Linked DNA regions of Homo sapiens: region 1 is linked to region 2. The links are chromatin contacts, found by Hi-C or POLR2A ChIA-PET in ENCODE. All regions are on one chromosome and are shown on one strand. The core of a region is the stretch at or near the end of the contact, and the rest is flanking DNA. Distances in the headings are between cores, read along the strand shown. Region 1 has its middle 88 kb from the start of TRIM2. Region 2 has its middle 45 kb from the start of TRIM2.

Evidence for each region. A loop is a pair of places that touch in the nucleus more often than their neighbours do. ChIA-PET counts read pairs that join two places held with the same protein, here RNA polymerase II (POLR2A). Pooled maps may share reads with other maps.
Region 1: a loop to region 2 is called in a pooled map, with 6 times the contacts of the local background. The contact joins two enhancer-like sites. A Hi-C loop is called at or near these places in 3 of 168 maps with a recorded cell type or tissue (CD4-positive, alpha-beta memory T cell and naive thymus-derived CD4-positive, alpha-beta T cell) and 10 of 50 pooled maps. POLR2A ChIA-PET finds 5 or more read pairs at or near these places in 7 of 52 experiments (CD4-positive, alpha-beta T cell, OCI-LY7, activated CD4-positive, alpha-beta T cell and 3 more).

The regions. Positions count from the first base shown.
Region 1 is chr4:153,113,116-153,119,105 of GRCh38, forward strand. No RefSeq gene overlaps it. Among named protein-coding and RNA genes, the nearest start is that of TRIM2, 88 kb to the right of the region's middle. Within about 2 kb of position 2,881, at least 16 of the 41 ENCODE cell types and tissues checked have a DNase peak (open chromatin) inside an H3K27ac peak, as active enhancers do.
Region 2 is chr4:153,157,055-153,162,612 of GRCh38, forward strand. It overlaps a transcript of TRIM2 not described here. Among named protein-coding and RNA genes, the nearest start is that of TRIM2, 45 kb to the right of the region's middle. Within about 2 kb of position 2,942, at least 3 of the 41 ENCODE cell types and tissues checked have a DNase peak (open chromatin) inside an H3K27ac peak, as active enhancers do.

The DNA.
Region 1 (5,990 bases), core at 1,631-4,130, 44 kb before region 2:
TTATATCTGCCAAGACTCTTTTTCCAAATAAAATTATAGTCACAGGGTCGCAAGTTCCAGGACACTGACATATCTTTTTGGAGCCCACCATTCAACTGAACTCAGTGCCTTATCCTGTTTCCCACCTGAGCCACTCTAGTCTCATGGTCACACCGTAGACCTTGTCATAACAAGCATCTCAGCCACCTTTAAATTATCGATCTCAGACATCCTCCCAGCTCTCTTGTGCTCTAGGACTCTAGCCCAAGGGCTCTCATTCACTGACGTCCCTGCCTGTGCGTTTTCTGTCATTCCTTCCCTCATTGTTGCCCTCCTTACTCAGCTCAGACTGCAAGTTGCCTCATTACAACCTCTCCCTGGCAGAATTCCTCAACCCCTTGCTTCTCTCTTCTCTAAGTCATACTTATCCTGCAAAACCTCAACCTTGGCTGATTCTAGTATTGACTTGGATGCACAGCTGACCACAACAGGAAAAGTCACACTGTCGGGCTGACTGGTTTCACTTTAAGTTCATGGCCACAAACCTCTAATGGGCACTGCTTAGCTACTCTGTCCATTTCCATTGTGAGTTGACTTTCCCCGGCAGCATCTCTCTCTTCACATCTCCCATGGTGAATGCATGACCTGCCCCACATGGAGCTGAGTAAATACACATATCAGAGGGGAGCGCAATTCTCTTCTCATCTCCAAATGCACAGGTAGACTCACAGCTACATCTGTCTTGTCACACCCCAAGCACCCTGCTCCCCGACCTGAACTCACTCCAGCACAGGCGCTCTTGAGAGAGGCAGCCTTGCCCAGGCCACTTGGTGCTCTGTGGCTCACACCCAAACGATGCCTGGCATGGGAAGCTCTTGGTGTTGGTTGAATGAAGGAGGACTTCCTTCCTCCAGTTATCTCCTCCTGCACCCTCGATCTTCTCTCCACTGAATCATTTCCACTCACACACAAAGACGTGCTGGAATCTCTCATTAGAAGAAGTCTTTCTGTGGCTCGACAGACTCTCAGTGTTCCCTCCCTTTCCCCATCCTGTTTCATAGCAAAACTTCTCCCACAAGCGGTCTGCACACTAACATCTTGGCTTCACCCATCCTTCCTTCTGCTTCTTCACCTACTCTTCAGTCTCCTCCAGTCTGGCTTCTGGCTTCTCCACTCCCCCGAAACTCCTTTTGTCAAGGGTGTCAGTGACCTCTGTGTCAAGGGCATCGATAAGCTCCATGCTGTCAAACCCAACTTTGTCTATTATAAAAACACCTAGAAGAAAGAAATTGACAGAGGAGAAGGCTGTAAGGTGAAACACAACTGCCCACCCCCTCTTCTTAGACCCCTCTCCTCTCTCATTGCCCATGATACAGCAAATAGATTTTTCTCTTATCCCACCAGACACTTCTAATCAACCTTCCTCACTAGGTCGCCCTCTCCCTGACCTCTAGATACAACCTCTTATTCTTCTCTGTCGATGTATTTTTCATTCTTAGCTTTAAACACCATCCATTTGCTGATGAATTCCAAATTTATTTTTTCATTTGAATCTAGACTCTTAAGCCCTCCGTATCCTTCCTTGGTGACTTCTTTAGGTATTTCAGGGGCATCTGAAATTTAACATTTCCTAAATGTCACCCTTGATCTCCCCAACCCCCTCCCCACCACCCAACTGGTTCCCTCCATCGGTCCTCAGAAAATGGTGCCACCATCTCACTTGCAGTCATGCCCAACAGCTAGCATAGTCCTTGTGGGAGTGTCTCTGGAGATAAAGTCATAGACCGGGAAATGCTGTGCCAAAAGGCGTGTGCCACTTCTTAAAAGTATAGAGAGCTCTGATGCCCATTCACCACAATAACAAACGAGGCTTTGAAGCTCCTGACGTTATCGTCTCTGAAACTGTGAGGATTTTTTTTTAACTGGGTAGTTTGCTTTGCCTGGAACTCTTCCCTCCTCTGAGGCGTTGGTGAGTCAGCTGGGGCTCGTAGATATAAGCAATGGACACCAAGCTCTGGGTGTTACAAGTAGAAAAAATGGACTGAAAGAGTACTGGGTAGCTCACAGGGCCACTGGGAAGACTGAAAAACTGCGGGACTAAAGGGAGCCCTGAGGTCAGCCCCAACCAAAACCATACCCTAGAACCTGTGCACACCAGACTCTGGACGTCATCACTGCCTGCTGCCATCGTTGTCACTGCCTGAAAAACAGCCTCCTCCTCTCATCCCTGACTCTGCTTCACTAGGGTCGGTGCCTGTGCCCTGGCTTCCCAGGAGGGGGAAAGGCAATGGGCCATTTTGACTGCACCCTTAAGACTTATCAGGTGTCACTCTGGGTGGCTGCAGAGGTGACGGCCGCCCATGGTGCTCATCCTGAGGGTCCGCAGCTCTCATTGCTGTTCAGCAAGACAACACTGGACCTGTTGGCTGTTACAGACTCTGGGGCTTTGGGAAGGGAACGTGAATGGAGCAGGGGAGGGAGGCAGGGTGGCACAATGTTTAATTATGCCATTCCAAAGTTCTGGCCACCAGTCTGTCCTGTCTGTCTGTCCTGCTAGCAAGTTCTGCATGTGGCATGTCAGCGGCCATCTTCATGTTCCTGCTGGGCCTCTTCTTTGATGTCATAACTATGAATATGTTGCCCACATTTTGTCCCCTTTTTATAGAAAGGCTCCAAGCACTTTGCAAACATTAGTAAGTGATTAGTCATCAGTACACAGTTGTTAATAAATCAGGGACTTTCTCAGCTGGATTCCTCCTGTTTTTCTCCCTCTGCCCATCAAGATGGGAGGTGGGGTGGTAGGGGGGAGAAAGACTGGACTCCTTTTTCTTAAGCACTGCCTTACCATTTCTCTACCAACCCTGGCACTTGCAGTGGAAACTTGCCGCTTCCGTTTTTAGCCACAGAGGTAATCTACTTTCATTTTGGCGACTAGGCTGGTATTTTTTTCCACGAAGCTGGGTGATGAGCCTTGCCCTGGTTTCTGAGGTTTCATGTTCACCAGCAGTAAGCCAGGCCTCCTTTTTCCCCTGGTTTCTTTTCTTTTCTTTTTTTTTTTAAAGAAGAGGAAACCAAGGCAAGTATTTAGTGAAGGTGGCCAAGACGCTGGAGCTGCTGTTCTCAGAGCGCAGTCTGCAGGCCAGCACATTAGCAACATCTGAAGTGCACATTAAAATAACTCCATCGCCACCTCCCAAATCAGCCCACCTCCCCCACTTCCCTCCACCCCACCTCCATCCACCCCACCTCCATCCACCAAATCAGTGTCTTTGGCATTAAAACCAAAGAAATTGCAGTTTTATTAAGTTCGCAGATGACACTCTAATTTAAAAACCACTAGTTCAGAGTAGACGTAGGCATCAGAGCAGTGACATGATTTGAAGCCACAGGCCTCAGTCTATGCACCTGCAAGGTAAGTGATGAGCAAATGAATGCAATAGGCAGCACGTGGACACTTTTGGGGGTGCCTATCCATTATACAAGTTTGTTTTTGTTTTTTTGAGAAAGGGTTTCATTGTGTCACCCAGGATGGAATGCAGTGGCAGGATCTCAGCTCACTGCAACCTCCACCTCCCAGACTCAAGCAATCCTCCCACCTTAGCCTCCTGAGTAGCTGGGACCACAAGTGCATGCCACCACACCCGGCTAATTTTTGTATTTTTTATATAGACAAGGTCTCGCTATGTTGCCCAGGCTGGACTTGAACTCCTGGACTCATGTTATCTGCCTCTCTTGGCCTCCCAAAGTGCTAGGGTTACAGGCATGAGCCACCCCGCCCAGCCTCCATTTCACAAGTATTTGAATGACTGCCTACTATGTGCAAAATATATGCCAGAAAATAATCAGGAAATTTTCCATCTATAAATTGCATTAGATAGATAGATAGACAGATAGATAGATAGATAGATAGATAGATAGATAGATAGATAGATAGATGATAGATAGATAGATGATAGATAGATAGACAGACAGATGATAGATAAACATAAACATTAGCCCTACTGTTTTCTGTCTTCTAAGATAAGGGAGCTGAATAGATGGAGCTGAAGGGTCTTCTAGTTCCAATTTCCTACAATTTATGAAGTGGTTGGAATTAGCCCTGACCACTTCCTAGACACTCTTAAAAAAAAAAAAAAAAAGACTTCAAACACACACAAAAAAGCACTAAAAAACAAAAACAGAAACAAAACACAGATGCCCATGTTTCGACCTCCAACATTGAACACATTTTAACATTTTTCAATCAATCTAAATCTTTATAGATACAGTTGAAGTCCTCACTTTCAACCCATTTATCTCCTTCCCTTCCTTTCTATCCAGAAGTGATGATCCTGAAACTGGTATGTGCCTTTTACCAATGGTTTTATAAATTCAAAATATATACTGTTGTTCAGTGTTTTTATAAACACATATATAGTTTATATATATCCATCATGTGCCTTTTATACCTATTTTGCAGTATTTTCAAATCTATCTATATTGATACATGTACATCTACTTTGTTCATTTGTATGACATTCCAATATATGAATATCACCACGATTTATTTAACCAGTTTCCTACTGATTAGCACTTTCCATTTTCCATGTTTGCTGTTTAGATGACAAATTGCTCTCCCACGTGATGGTGCCATTTATATTCCCGCCAGAGCTCAATGAGGCTCCACATTTACCCACATCCTTGCCAATACTGTGCTTGGTTTTAGGTTTTTAACATTTTTGCCAGTTCGATAGGGATGAAATGCCATCTCATGGTTATGCTGATTTGCGTTTCCTTGATTACTAATGAGGTAGAACATATTTTTCATTTTTTCCTTTTTTTTTTTTTTTTAATTTGAGACAGGGTCTCACTCTGTCCCCCCTGGCTAAAATGCAGTAGTGCTATCTAGGATCACTGCAGCCTCGACTCCCCAAGCTCATGTGATCCTCCTGTCAGAGGCGTTTGAACCAGAGCAACTCTGTCTTGAATAGGAACTGGGTAAAATGAGGCTGAGACCTACTGGGCTGCATTCCCAGAGGGTTAAGGCATATCTAGTCACAGAATGAGATGGGAGGTTGGCACAAGATACAGGTCATAAAGACCTTGCTGATAAAATTTTGCAGTAAAGAAGCCGCCTAAAACCCACCAAAACTAAGATGGCCACGAGAGTGACCTCTGGTCGTCTTCACTGCTACACATTCACCAGCGCCATGACAGTTTACAAATGCCATGGCAATGTCAGGAACTTACCCTATATGGTCTAAAAAGGGGAGGTATGAATAATCCACTCCTTGTTTAGCATATCACCAAGAAATAATCACAAAATGGGCAACCAGCAGCCCTCAGGGCTGCTCTGTCTATGGAGTAGCCATTCTTTGATTCCTTTACTTTACTAATAAACTTGCTTTCACTTTACTCTATGGACTCACCCTGAATTCTTTCTTGCGTGACATCTAGGAACCCTCACTTGGGGTCTGGATCAGGACCCCTTTCCTGTAACTCTCTCATCTCAGCCTCCTGGGCAGCTGAGATTACAGGCACCTGCTACCAGGTCTGGCTATTTTTTGTATTTTTTTAGAGAAGAGGGTCTCACTATGTTGCCCTAGCTGGTTGCAAACTCCTAGGCTCAAACAATCTGCCTGCCTCAGTCTTCAAAAGTGCTGGGATTATAGGTGTGAGCTACTGCACCCTGCGTATTTTTCATTTTTTAATAGCCATACACATTTTCTCTTCTGTTAATCATTAATTTATTTGTTCTTTTTTTTATTGAATTGCAGGATTTAAAATTTTTCTGGAGTCAAATGTTTCACTAGTTACACAAATTGCAAATATCTTCTCCCGGTCTGTAACTTCACCTGTGGAGTTGGGGTGCATCACTCTCCTGGCACGTGCATGTATTGGGTGCATCACTCTCCTGGCACGTGCATGTATTGACCAACCCAGAAACTCTGTGAACCCCTCTATGTAGGGGTTTTTATTGGAGGTTCCACTTATTACATAGACATGATTGATTAAATCATCAGCCACTGGTG
Region 2 (5,558 bases), core at 1,692-4,191:
GAGAGACCTGTGTGTGCAAGGTGGCAGAGATGTGGCGCAGAAGAGATGGGCACTTACTCCAGTGCTGATACACAGAAGCCAGCTTTGTTCAAAACAGTGTTGTTTAGCAAGGTTGCACTGTATATAAATTAAATCAACATCCTTAAGCAGCTGCCTGTTTTCAGTTCCCACAGGCTAAGCAGGCAAAACCAGAGCGACTATGAGCAGGTGTCAGGTTCCCCTCCAAAGGTCACAAAAAAAGAAAAACCCCAAAGCCATGGCCATGCTGTCTCCAGTCCTTTTGCCAGCCTCTTGGTTCTCCAAAGTCAAATCTTTGGCTTGTGGTCCAAAGATTTCACTATCAATGAGAAGGTAAGGGGAGTTTTGAAGTTAGAATGTGTAAATGGCCCAGGGAAAAGGAAAGGAAGTAAGATCCAGCTGTTTGGTTGGATTCTGGTTGTCAAACACAGAAATATGTTTCTTGGAGGAGCAGAAGCCACATCAGCCCCAATTTTGAGTTGCCAAAACCATAGGCTCGGGCTGAGATGCTCTACCCTGGCATAATCTCTCTCCCTCTCTCTTAGTGACTGCGTAAAAAATGTGGTTGATTCTTTTCCTGGAATCATAGATTAGCACATTCCACTGCATTACCCTCTGCCCCCAGCTAGACCAGATCCTGAGGAGCAGGGGATGAATAGTGGGGTGCTCTGACACCCATTTAACAGTCTCACAGTGCCTTGCTTCGAGCCACTAAGCAGCCTCAAAGCTGTGCCCCAAAATGGGCTGCACACAAGGTTCTTCCTACGTGCTCCTTTCAGGCATGAGACCAACCTTGGGGATCAGTATTCCTGTCCTCTTTTCCAGGGCAGTGGTTAAATACCATCCACTGCTTTGCACTGGCACCTGGAATGTCAGGCTCTGACTATTTCTGGCTTGATAATGACAGGTTCCCTATGGAGAATTTTGGCCTATGAGCTTGTCAGCCAGGGTTTACACAGTCAGTTTGTGTTTTTTCTTGAGGTAGTTTACCCGGTTGCCTCTCTATTCTAGAGCTTTCCTGTTGGCTCTTTCTTTTTGACAAATTGACTACTTAACGGAAGATCTACTTAAGTGTGTCCAGGGACAGAGAGAGAAGGTAAAACCCCAGTCTATTGCTTTGAACCTTGTTGTGGTGGTAGCAGAAAAATCAACGAAGGGGAAATTTCATACTGTTGGCTAAAATGCAACTATTCAATTCATCCCTGTCCTGATCAATAATTCTTATTATATGAAATTAGTAAGAATATTAGGAAAGCTCAATTATGCAATCCTATGAACTATAATTGGTTTGTAAAAACAATTTCATTGGAAATTTTATTTAAAGTAGATTATTTTGATCATTGTATAGTGGCAAATCAAAAAGTAAATTCTCCTCCTAAGGTATAGTGATATGTAATGGGCAACAAAAATGCAGGAAACTTTAAATCTGTTAAATAATCACTCTTGTTCCTACTGAGAATGAAAAAAAGCAAAGGAAGCATGTGACAATTTTAAAACATTAGCTCTTGCCATCATGTTTAGAAGAAAGATTTGCACAATTAAAAAAAAACAGATAAAAAATAAAACAAAGACAGTGTCAGGTGGAGTGCTAGACTGGCTAATCAAATGCTGGGACAAGTGGTGCGGATAGCCTGTTCTACACCAAGGCTAGAAGAGGGGAAACTGATATTCTTGGACACAATCAGGTTATGAGTGCTGGCTCTAGGGCTTTGAGCGGTGATCTAGAACTGGAAAGGTAAGCCGAGAAGGTGGAAATACTTTTCACCTAAAGGCAAACAGCTTGAGCAGTGGCTCAAAAGGCTGCAGGAGCATGGATTTGGCAACTCATTTGATATGGGGAGAAAGAAGACAGGCTTTCTTCTTGGAGACCGGTGGTTGGGGTTTGTATTTCAAAGGTGTGTGACCTTGAGCAATTTGCTTAAGATGCAGTGTCTCAATTTTCTTATCTGTAAATGAACAACTGAGCCATTGCAGGTTGTTCTAAGGATTAAAGAAAATTGATATAAAGTGTCCGGCACTGTTCATTGCATACAGATGATTAGTCTGTGATGAGTATTTTTTTCAGGACAAAGACATAAAACGGAACTGTATCTTACTTCAATATCAGAATGAGGACTTTGAACTTGTTCTCAAGACCATACGAAGCCACCCTATGGTGGCTTTAGGAAGTGAAAGCATTTTTATACCACTTTACATTAGAAGTTCATTGAGTTTTTACAAAATCTTTTTTTTTTTTTTTTTTTTTTGTAGAGACAGTATCTTACTCTGTTGTTGAGGCTGGAGTGCAGTGACATGAACATAGGTCACTGCTGCTTGGTTCTGGACTCAAGTGATCCTCTCGTGTCAACCTCCCAAGTAGCTGGGACCACAAGTGTGCACTACCACACCCGGCTAATTTTTTTAAATTATTTTTTGAAGAGACAGGGTCTCGCCATATTGTTCATGCTGGTCTTGAACTCCTGGGCTCAAGCGATCCTCCAGCTTCAGCCTCCCAAAGTGCTAGGATTACAGGCATGAGCCACACCAGCCTAAAAATTCTTATATGACCATTTGAATCTCTGCTTAGATTTTTTTTCTTCTCTCTTGTGCTTGTAACTCAAACTTTAATACTTGAAAAGATTCATGAAAATTTGAATATACTTTTCTAAATCTGTAAGAAGACTGTCTCCCAAGATGGTTTGTCAGTAAACCATGTGGTTTATGGTCAGCATTGTGTTATCTCCAGCCTTTCTGAAGAGCTAACAGTAGCTCCGAGTTTAATTATGTAATAAGCTATGCCTACTATTTGATGCCACGAGAAATAAACTTTGAAAAAATTCAGTACTTGAAAATATTTATCAAATACGTAGGATCGTCTATTTCCATTAGTATATTATTCTTGAACATTTTCCCACAACCCATTATTTTTAGCTATTTTAAGTAAGAGTTACAACTTTGCTATGCTTTTGGTTTGGTGATGAGTAATGTTTCCATTGTTATATCTCTATTTTACAACTTCCCTGAACTGTTTAGTGCAATTTTTAGAATATGAGTCAGTTACAATCTTTACACTGCAGTTTTGAACCATCTTTTTATGACCTTCTAAGCGAAATATTTCTCTGAAAATTTCCCCTGCTTTCCCTCTCCCCTTTCCTTAATTCCCTTAAGTTAGTCTTTGTTAAGCATTATAATTGAGTAGAGTAAGCTGTGTTATCTAACACTTTTCTACTGCTTTTACAAGCACAAAGATGAATCGGAGATTCAACAAAGCTTCAAGGTTCTAGAAATAAGCGCTTTTGAGACAGGCGAGCAAAAATCACCAATCTCATTAGCTTCTCCAAAGGAAACAAATAAGTCTTGTGAGCTACTACTGGGATTTTTAGAGTTTTCCAGGCCTCATTTTAAAGAGATGGGGACTCACTGTGTTGTCCAGGCTGATCTTGAACTCCTGGCCTCAAGGCATCCTCCCACTTCAGCCTCCCAAAGTGCTGGGATTATAGGCATGAGCCACCATGCTGGCCATCTAGGCTTCAAGGGATGTTTGTTTGTTTGTTTGTTTGGAGACAAGGTTCCCACCCTGTTGCCCAAGCTGGAGTACAGTAATGTGATCATGGCTCACTGCAGCCTCAACCTCTCAGGCTCAAGCGATCCTTATACTTCAGCCTCCCAAGTAGCTGGGACTATAGGCATGCACCACCACACCTGGCTAATTTTTAAAATTTATTTTTTTCATAGAGACAAGGGTCTCTGTATGTTGCCCGGGGCTGATCTCAAACTCCTGGGCCGAAGTGATCTGAGCCTCCTGCTTTAGCCTCCCGAAGTGCTGCAGTTACAGGCGTGAGCCACCATGCCTGGCCAGGCTTCATTTTTAAAAAGGGGAGGGGAGGGTTGGGAGCTAGCTCTCTGGCTCACAAACAATAATGACTTCAATTTCTGTTCTTTCAATTGATTTTTATGTTTCCCTGGGAGGGAGAGGAAGACTAGGCATGCTCATCTTGCCAAAGTGATTAACTCTTCATTGGCCAGCCTCTTTGGACACCCATTTACTGCTCATTCTCTAGTATTCTAAGGAACAAAGATTTTGTTGTACTTTAAACTAAAATAGCTTGTTTGTTCTAAGAACGTAATACTAAATTTTGAGATGGAGACTGTATTTATACAGAAACACTTTGCAAGCAAATGTTTATAACCAGCCCCTACTGCTTTTACAAGCACAGAGATGAATCAAATATACACAAAAGCTTTGTGCTAGAAAGAACCTCCATGAATTGAACGTACGTGCTATATGGTAGGCATCATTCTTGTCACTGTGCATGCATGATCCCATTCAGCCTTAACAGTTATCCTATGAAAAGTTATTATCCTCGTTTTAGAGATGAGAAAACTGAGACTTAGAGAGATTGAGTACATTTGCAAAGTCGCTAGCTGTTAAAAAGCAGGTGCAGGAGTTGGAGTCATGTCTGTCTGAATTTAAAGCCGTTGCTTTTCCTGATATACTCTGCATATGACATGATGCACAGCAGAATCCTTGGGAATATTCTGCTCCCCTTGGAGTTCCCTGCTTAGTGAGTGCTTCGTGCTCAAAGAACTCTCACAGACAACGCTAGTACACTTATTAGTTTTCTTTGTATCCTTTGGTTCTCACAGGCCAACTGCTACAAGGCAGGTCCAACAAATTTCCTAGATGACTGAATATTGGGCAGTATTCCAAGGTGGTCAATTATGTCTAAGACTCACACAAAAGCATTAGCAAGGATTGCTCCATGGATCAAGAGCAAATCAATGTACAATTGTCCTCTGCAGCTAACTTATTAGGGAACATAAAGTTGCAATATTTCACTGGAAACTTCCATCCACTAGAAAAAAATGAGTGCTTAAGCAAATATGGCCAGACTCTGATTATGATTAAGCATAAACCTCCGAAATGAAATTCGTGTGTACATTCTCTCTGCGTGGGACCAATTTGGCCAGCTTACTTTAAGGAAAAGCTTTCTGTTGTCTGCATTCTTGCCAAATTTCTAAACTTTCAAGGGTAAGGACTGTAGTTTTAACTCTTTATTCTGGCATTTAGTCATTTAGCTTACTGCTTGGCATATAGTACATCTTCAAGAAATACTTGTTTGGATTGAGTGTATCAGGGTTCTCCAGAAAAACAGAACCAGTGGGAAATATATACATATAGATATATAGATGATATAGATATAGATGATATGGATATTGATATATACAGAGATTTATTATAAGGAATTGGCTCATATGATTATGGAGATAGACAAGTCCAATCTGTAGGATGGGGCAGCATGCTAGAGACCCAAGGAAAGCCAGAGTTCCAATTCCAAGGCCTTCAGTCAGAAAGAGCTGATGCTTCAGCTGAAGTCCACAGACCATCTGCTGGAAAGTTCTCTCTTACACAGGAAAGCATTCATCCTTTTGTTCTAGTGACACCTGCATTAGTTAAATAAGATCCACCCACATTATGGAGGGCAATCTTCTTTACTGATGAAAACGCTAATCTCAGGCAAAAAGACCCCCATAGAAATACCCAGAATAATGTTTGACCA